Regions from separate parts of the Mus musculus genome. Here region 2 is linked to region 1. The links are chromatin loops, found by intact Hi-C in ENCODE. Cell type or tissue: left cerebral cortex. All regions are shown on one strand. Links, peaks and the distances in the headings refer to the core of each region. The heading gives the core; the rest is flanking DNA.

Evidence for each region. A loop is a pair of places that touch in the nucleus more often than their neighbours do. Peaks named below come from ENCODE experiments on the same cell type or tissue, not always from the same donor. Only the 100,000 strongest peaks of a DNase experiment are listed, where the experiment ranks them.
Region 2: it touches region 1 in a loop (4-fold over the local background); 3 of 42 quality-filtered maps call a loop at or near these places.

What each region holds. Positions count from the first base shown.
Region 1 is chr11:21,450,818-21,456,207 of GRCm38, reverse strand. No RefSeq gene overlaps it. Among named protein-coding and RNA genes, the nearest start is that of 4932414J04Rik, 58 kb to the left of the region's middle. In left cerebral cortex, for the core only: a CTCF peak has its summit at 2,277 (motif pointing right); a DNase peak (open chromatin) is centred at 2,284.
Region 2 is chr11:21,080,030-21,085,419 of GRCm38, reverse strand. No RefSeq gene overlaps it. Among named protein-coding and RNA genes, the nearest start is that of Peli1, 8.6 kb to the left of the region's middle. In left cerebral cortex, for the core only: no CTCF peak of the experiment used is centred there; a DNase peak (open chromatin) is centred at 2,541.

The DNA of each region.
Region 1 (5,390 bases), core at 63-5,062:
TCAGTGCTCTCAACCACAGAGCCATCTCTCCAGCCCCAAAGATAGAAATCTGAAAGTATGAAAATGGTGTGTGTGTGGGGGGGGGTCCCTTGACAAGCTGTGGTCACATGCACATCTGAACAGAAAGGGCAGTTGTTATAATAAGGATGAATACAGGTGAGATCTTTAAAGCTAGGAGTTCATCTTGACCTAATAGAGCACTGCTATTGTAAAGAGATAGTAATGAGGCTGCCATAGGAAGAGATCAGATAGGAAGTTCTCTTTTGTAATGAATGTTTGAAAGAAGAAAGGTGTTGATCTATATAGATACACTTAAGTTTGTACATGCTATTAAAAGTGCATGTGTGTGCTTATGTGTATGTGTTTCTATCCTATTAGCCGGAAGAAGTACACAAAAACCTGTTAGACAATTAAAATAATTCTGCAGTATAGAGGACATGCTCATTTCTACCCAGGACCCTCTTCTTCATCATTCTAAGTGACCCTCATTATTTTGTTCTTGAAGAAACTGCTTCTAGGTATTATTTGGGCTACTGATTTCTAGCTATCCCCTTATGGGGAGTGCATGATGTTCAAAAAGCTTAACTTTAAATTCATGGGGAATAGTACTCCATTGTGTAGATGTACCACATTTTCTGTATCCATTCCTCTGTTGAGGGGCATCTGGGTTCTTTCCAGCTTCTGGCTATTATAAATAAGGCTGCTATGAACATAGTGGAGCATGTGTCCTTCTTACCAGTTGGGGCATCTTCTGGATATATGCCCAGGAGAGGTATTGCTGGATCCTCCGGTAGTACTATGTCCAATTTTCTGAGGAACCGCCAGACGGATTTCCAGAGTGGTTGTACAAGCCTGCAATCCCACCAACAATGGAGGAGTGTTCCTCTTTCTCCACATCCACGCCAGCATCTGCTGTCACCTGAATTTTTGATCTTAGCCATTCTGACTGGTGTGAGGTGGAATCTCAGGGTTGTTTTGATTTGCATTTCCCTGATGATTAAGGATGTTGAACATTTTTTCAGGTGCTTCTCTGCCATTCGGTATTCCTCAGGTGAGAATTCTTTGTTCAGTTCTGAGCCCCATTTTTTAATGGGGTTATTTGATTTTCTGAAGTCCACCTTCTTGAGTTCTTTATATATGTTGGATATTAGTCCCCTATCTGATTTAGGATAGGTAAAGATCCTTTCCCAATCTGTTGGTGGTCTTTTTGTCTTATTGACGGTGTCTTTTGCCTTGCAGAAACTTTGGAGTTTCATTAGGTCCCATTTGTCAATTCTCGATCTTACAGCACAAGCCATTGCTGTTCTGTTCAGGAATTTTTCCCCTGTGCCCATATCTTCAAGGCTTTTCCCCACTTTCTCCTCTATAAGTTTCAGTGTCTCTGGTTTTATGTGGTACATCTACACAATGGAGTACTACTCAGCTATTAAAAAGAATGAATTTATGAAATTCCTAGCCAAATGGATGGACCTGGAGGGCATCATCCTGAGTGAGGTAACACATTCACAAAGGAACTCACACAATATGTACTCACTGATAAGTGGATATTAGCCCAAAACCTAGGATACCCAAGATATAAGATACAATTTCCTAAACACATGAAACTCAAGAAAAATGAAGACTGAAGTGTGGACACTATGCCCCTCCTTAGAAGAGGGAACAAAACACCCTTGGGAGGAGTTACAGAGACAAAGTTTGGAGCTGAGATGAAAGGATGGTCCATGTAGAGACTGCCATATCCAGGGATCCACCCCATAATCAGCATCCAAACGCTGACACCATTGCATACACTAGCAAGTTTTTATCGAAAGGACCCAGATGTAGCTGTCTCTTGTGAGACTATGCCGGGGCCTAGCAAACACAGAAGTGGATGCTCACAGTCAGCTAATGGAAAGAGCACAGGGCTCCCAATGGAGGAGCTAGAGAAAGTAGCCAAGGAGCTAAAGGGATCTGCAACCCTATAGGTGGAACATTAGGAACTAACCAGTACCCCGGAGCTCTTGACTCTAGCTGCATATGTATCAAAAGATGGCCTAGTCGGCCATCACTGGAAAGAGAGGCCCATTGGACACGCAAACTTTATATGCCCCAGAACAGGGGAACGCCAGGGCCAAAAAGGGGGAGTGGGTGGGTAGGGGAGTGGGGGTGGGTGGGTATGGGGGACTGTTGGTATAGCATTGGAAATGTAAATGAGCTAAATACCTAATAAAAAATGGAAAAAAAAATTCATGGGGAAAACTTACATTATCTGTAATCCACCACTGACCAGAAGATGGCTCCAAAGAGCAACAAAACTCATGTGCTATTATTAAAGAGTGATGTACTTGTCATGCTAGAAACCTTCCTGTCATTCTGTGAGTCACTTTCATATTCATGTTAAATTGACTAAATGACAAAGTTGACTTGCTAAATTAGTTTATGTAGAATAAATACTCTGATAAAAATCTAAGAAGCAAACACTTGAAATTCGGTGTGAAGATTTTTGTTTTTTAATTATCTTTAATCTTTTTTTTTTTTTTTTACAGTTCAGTCATTATCCCCCTCCCAGTCCACCCTCTGATAGTTCCTCATCCCATTCCTCTCCTGCACCCACCACTACCACCACCACCCCCATCTCCAAGAGGATATCCCCACTCCCACCCTGCCAGGTCTCCCCACGCCCTGGAGTCTCAAGTCCAGGGTTAGGTGCATCTTCTCTCACTGAGGCTAGACCAGACAGTCCTCTGCTGTATATGTGTTGGGGGTCTCGTACCAGCTAGTGTATGCTACCTAGTTGGTGGCTCAGTGTCTGATAGCTCTCAGGGGTCCAGGTAACTTGAGACTGCTGGTCTTCCTATGGGGTCACCCTCCTCCACAACTTCTTCCAGGCTTTCCTCTGATTTCAGTGCATTTATTGGGTGTATCTGCATCTGTCTCAATCTGTTGGGCCTCTTGAAGGGCAGTCATGTTAGGCTCCTGTCTGTAAGATACCATAGCATCAGTAATAGTGTCAGGCCTTGGAACCTCTCCTTGAGATGGATCCCAATTTGGGTTGGTCACTGAACCTCCGTTCCCTCAGTCTCTTCTCCACTTTTGTCCCTGCAGTTCTTTTAGACAGGAACAATTCTGGGTCAGAGTTTTTGACCATGGGATGGCAACCCCATCCCTCTACTTGATGCCCTGTCTTTCTACTGGAGATGGACTCTACAAGTTCCCTCTCCCTACCATTGGGCATTTCATCTAAGGTCCCTCCCTTTGAGTCCTGAGAGTCTCTCATCTCCCAGATCTCTGGCACATTCTAGAGGCTACACACACACACACACACACACACACACACACACACACCTCCCAAGGTTACCTGTTCCCGTTCATAATGCTAATCCTCAGGGCTTCACTCATATTTCCCCTCCCAATACCCGATCTTGTTCCCCCTTTTTCCTCTTCCTCCCTTGTTCCTCCTTCTGTCCTCCCAACCCTGCCCCCAGTGACTGCTTACTTCCCCCTCCCAAATAGGATTGAAGCATCCTCACTAGGGCCCTTTGGCTTATTAACCTTCTTGAGTCCTGTGGATTGTATCCTGGGTAGTCTTTACTTTTTTTGGCTAATATTCACTTATTAGTGAGTACATACCATGCATGTCCTTCTGGATCTGAGTTACCTCACTTATGATGATATTTTCTAGTTCCATATTTATTTTGTCTATCTATCTACCTACCTACCTATCTATCTACCTGGCTATCTCTCACTAGTGCAACACAGATAGCAATAGTAAACCATGTGGACCAATTGTCACTGTTAAGTAGCATTTACAAACACTATAAACAAGGATTGGGCATAGTTAGCATGTTAAAGCAATATTAATGTACAAAAATCTTTTCTAGATTGGTCTTATTTGGCTTTTAAAAATATAAAACATTAAAATACAAAATGGTATAGGCATAAAATTCATTCTGAATAACAAATCTAAGAAATATACATAATGTCTTATAACTCACATTTTTATATGATATGTGATATTTTATAGTAACAGTTCTAGGAATGACAAATATATTTGTAATTAATAAAATATAATACATTATATACCACATATCATACATTTAATATTATATTATATAATCAATATTATAATTCAAAATATAATATATAAGAACTAGATATTGTATGTGTTATACATAACATATAATTATATGTAATATATAAGTATAAAATATAAATAATGCTATATGTTATATTAGCTAGAATTCTCTCTAATCTTTCATAAAATACATTATTTCTCAATGACTCAAGTAAGTAACATTGAATAAATACTTGCTATGTTCTATAGAAGCTGTTTGGGTACTTTATATACATAAATTAATTTAATTTTCAACACTACTCTGTAAAGTAGATACCATTATTATTCCTATTTTTCAAATACAGAGGCATAGAGTAATTAATTTAAAATCAAATAAGTGATATGGGCAAATACAAACTGTAGTGGTTTAATTCTTGTTCCAGTGGCCCCTTATGCATTCACTCATGTGTAAATAGCCAATGCTTTCCAAAATATCATACAAAACACATGTCTAGCCTCCATGAGGGGTGATGATATTAAATTATGGGGATGATAATGTATAGTTGTCTCTCTATACTTAGAGTAGGTTCCAGTATCTTCATGAAGACCAAAATCTTTACATGTCCACATCTGTTTTATAGAATGATATTATATTTACAGATGACCTACATCTACTCTGCATGCTTGATATATCTCTAAGTGATAATTTGTAATACAGTGTACATGCTACATAGCTGTCAAGCTGAATTTTAGACAATAATAAGAAAGGAATCCTTTACATATTCAGTAAAGATTCATAATTTTTAATGTTTTCAATCAGCAACAAGACTCAGTAGAGTGAGCCACTCAGGCATTGGAGCAGTATGACATAAAAAAGAATATTCCAGTCTATATCAAGAAAAAATTTGACATGAAATACAGCCTCACCTGGCACTGCATGGTAAGGCAGAACTTTGGTCATTATATGGCACATGAAACCAAACACGTCATTTCCTTCTACCTGGTGGCCACACTTCTGTTCAAATCTGGTTAAAAGCATGGACTGTGTCAAACATCCAGTGATCGATCATTCCAAAAACAAAGACTGCATCTATCTATTTTGGTCATGAGCCTAGCCTTTAGCACCTGAGCCATATCTCCAGCCTGGGACTGCATTTTAAATTCCAAATACCAGAGAATGAATCTTCAGCCTTGCTAAATTATTTTTAATCTATTGTGGTTTTTTTTCCTCCAAATTTTTTTAATTAGGTATTTTCTTCATTTACATTTCAAATGCTATCCCAAAAGTCCCCCATACCCTCCCCCCACCCACTCCCCTACCCACTTACTCCCACTTCTTGGCCCTGGAGTTCCCCTG
Region 2 (5,390 bases), core at 272-5,271, 370 kb after region 1:
CTGGACCACGTGGCTACACCTGTCTAAAGAAACAAAGCAAAATGAGCTATGAACCGAGAAATGGCAACTTGAGAAGTGACAACTCAGGAAGAAAAGAAACACAGTTTCCCATGACTCTTATTATTATTATTTTTAACCAATGGACTGATTTTTTTTCTTTTCTTTTCTTTTTGAGATAGTGCCTCATGCAATGCAGGCTGTCCTTGTTCACCTGAAGATAGCTTTGAACTTCTGGTCATCCTGCTTCCTCTTCCCAAGCAATAATAGCATTAATTATCATCACATCTGGGGTTTTTTCTTTTTTAAACACAAAAATCTCATTCTTTTTCCTGATGCACAAAGGAGTTCACTTAGTACAATAACAATAATCAAATCGTGCAAATAGTAAGGGGAAGGATGTCCCCTTGACTACATATATGTATACATATACTGTTTTGTCTTAATTGCTTTAATCTTAAACTATGGTTACAGACTATTGATACAGAAACTAGTTCATTATCAGCTCCTCCCAAAACCCTTTTTAGAAAATAATTTATCTAGTTTTGTTTTTTATGTGCATTGGCGTTTTGCCTGCATGTATGTCTGTGTGAGGGTGAGTTACAAGACAGCTGTGAGTTACCACATGGAATCGAACCCTCATCCTTTAGAAGAGCAGTCAGGGCTCTTAACTGCTGAGCCATCTCTCCAGCCACTTCCCCCCAAACCCTTTTAATCAAGTAAATAAAGGAACATATTTTATGGGTGCTTTTAAAGAAATATGCTCAGGGAATAGCAGGAATGTACAGAAGAAAATAATCAAGTTACTGAGAAAGCAGTCAGAAAACTATGTCAGAGAGAAGGCAGCAGCTATGCAGGACCCTAGAAAACAAGCGGGTGTGAGATGTTTTGTATATGCTTAGCCTAGGGAGTGGTACTAAGAGATGTGGACTTGTTGGAGTAGGTGTGTCACTATGAGTGTGGGCTTAAGACCCTCGCCCTAGCTGCCTGGAAGTCAGTCTTTCACTAGCAGACTTCAGATGAAGATGTAGAACTCTCAGCTCCTCCAGTGCCATGCCTGCCTAGATGCTGCCCTGCTCCCACATTGATGATAATGGACTGAACCTCTGAACCTGTAAGCCAGCCCCAATTAAATGTTGTCCTTTATAAGGCTTGCCTTGGTCATGGTATCTGTTCACAGCAGTAAAACCCTAACTAAAACAAGGTGCTAACACAGCAGGTGACTAGCAGGAGGGCTTCACACAGCTCCAGCTGTCAGAAAGCTTAGAAGGATGCTTAGAAGAATGAGCTGGGCCATTAGACTCTGAATGGTGACCAGAAAAATCTAAGTACGCAGCACAGAAGTCATGAGCATCTTCTTATCCCAAAAAAAAAAAAAAAAAAAAAAAAAAAAAAAAAAAAAAAATTGGTGATAGGATCTGTGGAAAGATTTCTGACAGAGATACTAAATCATATCTGTGTTTGAGTAGAGTGACTAAGAATATGCAACAGAAATTGCTTCTGGTGATACATGCCTTTAATCCCAGCACTTGGGAGGCAGAGACAGCCTGATCTATACAGCCAGTTCTAGGGCAGCTAGGACTACATAAAGAAAACCTGTCTCAAGAAATGAACAAACAAACAAATAGTAATTGTTTTTGTTTCTAAAACACAATGGCATGTTCTGGTCTGGTTATATATGGTAGAAAGAACCCATCAAGATAACTGATTTACTGTTATAGTTGGGCATGGGATGTCTCCCAGAGGCTCATAGTCCCTAGCTCAAGGCTTAGTCCTCCAGTGCAGCAACATTTGGAGGTGGGGCCTTGAGGAAGTGATTTTCTGAGGATTCAGTGGATTAGCCCATTAATAGAAATTTAGAAGAAAGAAAGAAAGAAAGAAAGAAAGAAAGAAAGAAAGAAAGAAAGAAAGAAAGAAAGAAAGAAAGGAAGAAAGAAAGAAAGAAAGAAAGGAAGGAAGAAAGAGAAAGAAAGGAAGGAAGGAAGGAAGGAAGAAAGAAAGAAAGAAAGAAAGAAAGAAAGAAAGAAAGAAAGAAAGAAAGAAAGAAAGAGAAAAGAAATTTAGCAGATGGGATCTAGTTGGAGGTAGTACAGTACAGGTGAGAGACAAACACTCACAGCAGCCAAACTCCACCTACACACTAACTCACTTAGACTTGATGAGTTGAACAATATAAGTTCATGACAGTCTGATTCTGTTTGATCTTCCAGTTAAGCTGAGATCCAAATAACCTGATTCTTTCTTCCTATTAATTTCCACTAGTTCTCTGTTCCTTTAGTAATTCAAGTAGTAAGCTATCCCTTGAATGCTTTAGTTTATTTCTCTTTAATTTCTCCATAGACCTGAGGAGTTATTTCTGCAGGTTGAAGATCTCTGGGCTGCGCCTCTCTGGCTTCCAAAGCCCCAGCTTTCTGGAATTCAAGTTTTGCTGTTTCCTCTAGGGAGTCTCCCTTATAGTTTCATTTCCTGCCTTACTCACTGTGTCTCTTAGAAGTGCTGCCTCCAGTTACTGCTGAGATAAGTTGCTGCACAACTCCACCCACTGAGCCACGTAGAAAGCTCCCATCCTTCCCACTGACCTGAGTCATTGCACCCCCTGCTTCTGCTGTTAATAGCCAGGGCTCCTGTCATAGGCCCTGTCTCTATTTCTGATAAAATCAAAATCTCAGGTTAGCACACAGGCAGTTCTATTTGCTAGACTTAGCCAACCTGAGCTTTAACAATGGGGGTGTTTTCTTTAAAAGCAAACAAAACCAAAGTGTTCTTCTAAAACCTTTTTATTATTGGAAATTTCAACATATACAGTAAGAACAAGCATGGCCCAGCGACCCACAAGTCTCCCTCGCTACCATCCACAGTTCCACAGAGTGGTCAATCTCATGTTGTTTCTACCTCTACCACACCCACTGGTTATTTAAAAGCAACTCCAAATGCTGTGTAAGTTCTTTTACATCTGTCCATGCCACTCTGAAAAAGGAAACAGCCCTACGAAAGTATAATAAATACCATTATCACATATAGAACCTCCAAGTAATTTCCTAATCTTCTCAAATATCCAGATTTTAAAATTTTAGGTTTAAGTAAGAGAATATATGATACATATGTAATACATACATATGCACGTAAATATATATGGACATATACATATATTATATTACATTTTTCTTAGAAACAAACCTAATGGTGCAGACCTATAATCCTACTAGGGAGGCTGAGGCATGAAGATTACAAATTCAAGGTTCTCCTGGGGGACAGCTCAGAGTGACTTCAAGACCAACTTGGACAACTTGTCTCACAATAAAAGTTAAAAAGAAGGTAAAGAAGTGGCAGAGTCCTTGCCTGGCATGGATGCGGCACTAGGTTTAACCCTCAGTGCCTAAAACACACACACGTGCTGGAAAAATATTCAGGTATAATAAAAATAACATATAGCATAAAGGCCATGTTCTCCATGCATCTGTGGAACAATTATTATTGCCTGCTTCTAACTCTCTTTGCTACTTCTTAGTATGTGGGTGATTCTTATAAATGTTATTATCAAAGCAAGTATGTAGCTGGATTTAACTCACAGGCTATAGTTTACTTGACTTTAAAATTTTTTACTTAAAAATTATATTTTATTTATTTTTGTGTTCATATATATATGTGTGTGTGTGTGTGTTCTCTCTTCTTACCATGGTACATGTGTAGAAGACAACTTACTGGAGTTGGTAAAGCACTTGCTTTGCAAGCACAAGAACTTGAATTTGATCCCCAGAACCCATGCTTTTGGGGAAAAAAAAAAAAAAAAAAAAAAAAAAAGAAAGAAAAGAAGCAGTTGTGGTGGCCCAGCCTTGCAATCTCAGTACTGAAGAGGTAGGCAAATTCTGGAGCTGCCTGTCCAGCCAGTCTAGCCTCATTGGTAAGCTCCAGGCCAGTGAGATCCCCTGTCACAAAAAGAAAAATGGCTGATGCCTGAGGAAAGACACTTGAAATTGTCCACTGGCCTAACACACACACAAACACACACATACACACACACACACACACATACAGAGACAGACAGGCTCGGCACATAATATTCATATGTATTTATTGGATATGGAGCAATACTTTGAATATTGCACAATTCACTGTGATGAAGTCAGAACACTTAGCATGTGCATCTCCTCCCACCGGTATCATCGCTCTGAATTAGATCTATTATTACTTTGGGCAATGGCAACAGCAAATGTATCAATAGACTTTTGTTTCACTTTCACCCTTAAGCTTTCCTTCCCGCCAGATAACCACCCTAAGACACTTGTTGGACTGAAAACATCTTAGCAGAAGCTTCCAGTCTTTATTCCAAACAGCTATACCCCATGCCGAGGTGTAGCCCGGAAGCCTGTGCAGCTCCACCAGATTCCCCTCCTACGGCAAGCATTGGCCCCAGCATGACAACCTCAGCAGCACACCCTAAGCATTAGCCCAAGGTCTCCTGTTCTCACTGGAGATCTTTCGCTGTGTGGCTTTGTTGTTTGTTCGTTTTTTTCTCTATGTGAGAATTCCAAAGACTAGTAGAGACATCAGTGATAAACAGATGGGAGAGATGCTGAAAAGCAAACTTTCCTACAGAAGACGAGGTATCCTAGATGATCATTGTAAAACAGATGCCCACATTGTTACTTTTGACTGGCTATATTTAACAATATTTAAGAAAGTTGTGACAGAACTTTCATTAATGCAGTTTCTGTGTTTCATTGTTGTAATTGAGTTATGCACAGCTTTTGAGACAATTATCTGGCCATCACAAACAATTTGTGCTATTCAGTTGTCGACCATAGCTATCTCCTTACTCTCTTATTCTTCAGTTCCAGATTCCAACAGATTATTTGACTGTGGGATTATACTGGACTAAGTGTTATGGACAAGTAGGCAGTACTTAAAAAGTCTAATCAGAACATCCTAGTTATTCTGGAGATAGAGCCTGTGTATAGCTTCAAAGTAACAAAGGGTTAGACAAGAAAGATTATGTGTAATGTCAAATATAAAATCAGATCTGAGACTTGGAAATGGTCCTTAGCTGGTACTCATTGTTGCCTCTCATCCTTTCAGAGAAACGTCTGCTGTGTTGTAATCACTGAGCAAACGCCAAATGCCTTCTGGGATGTTTTGATCTTGCCAAAATACCCTTTTCCCTAAGCTCTTATCTACTCTGTGGGAAAGCTTTTGAATTTCCAAGTCTCTAACAGACCACACCTAAATCCTGGCCACCCAACCCTAACAAGAGTGAGTCTCCAACTGCCTCCTAGGTAGTCTGGGGAAAGTGCCCAAGGGAAGGAGATAAGCAGAGGAGGTGATATGTGCACCTATTTCTTATATGTGACACAGAAACTACTGTTAGGATTCTGTTGATGTGAGATTCAGGAGTC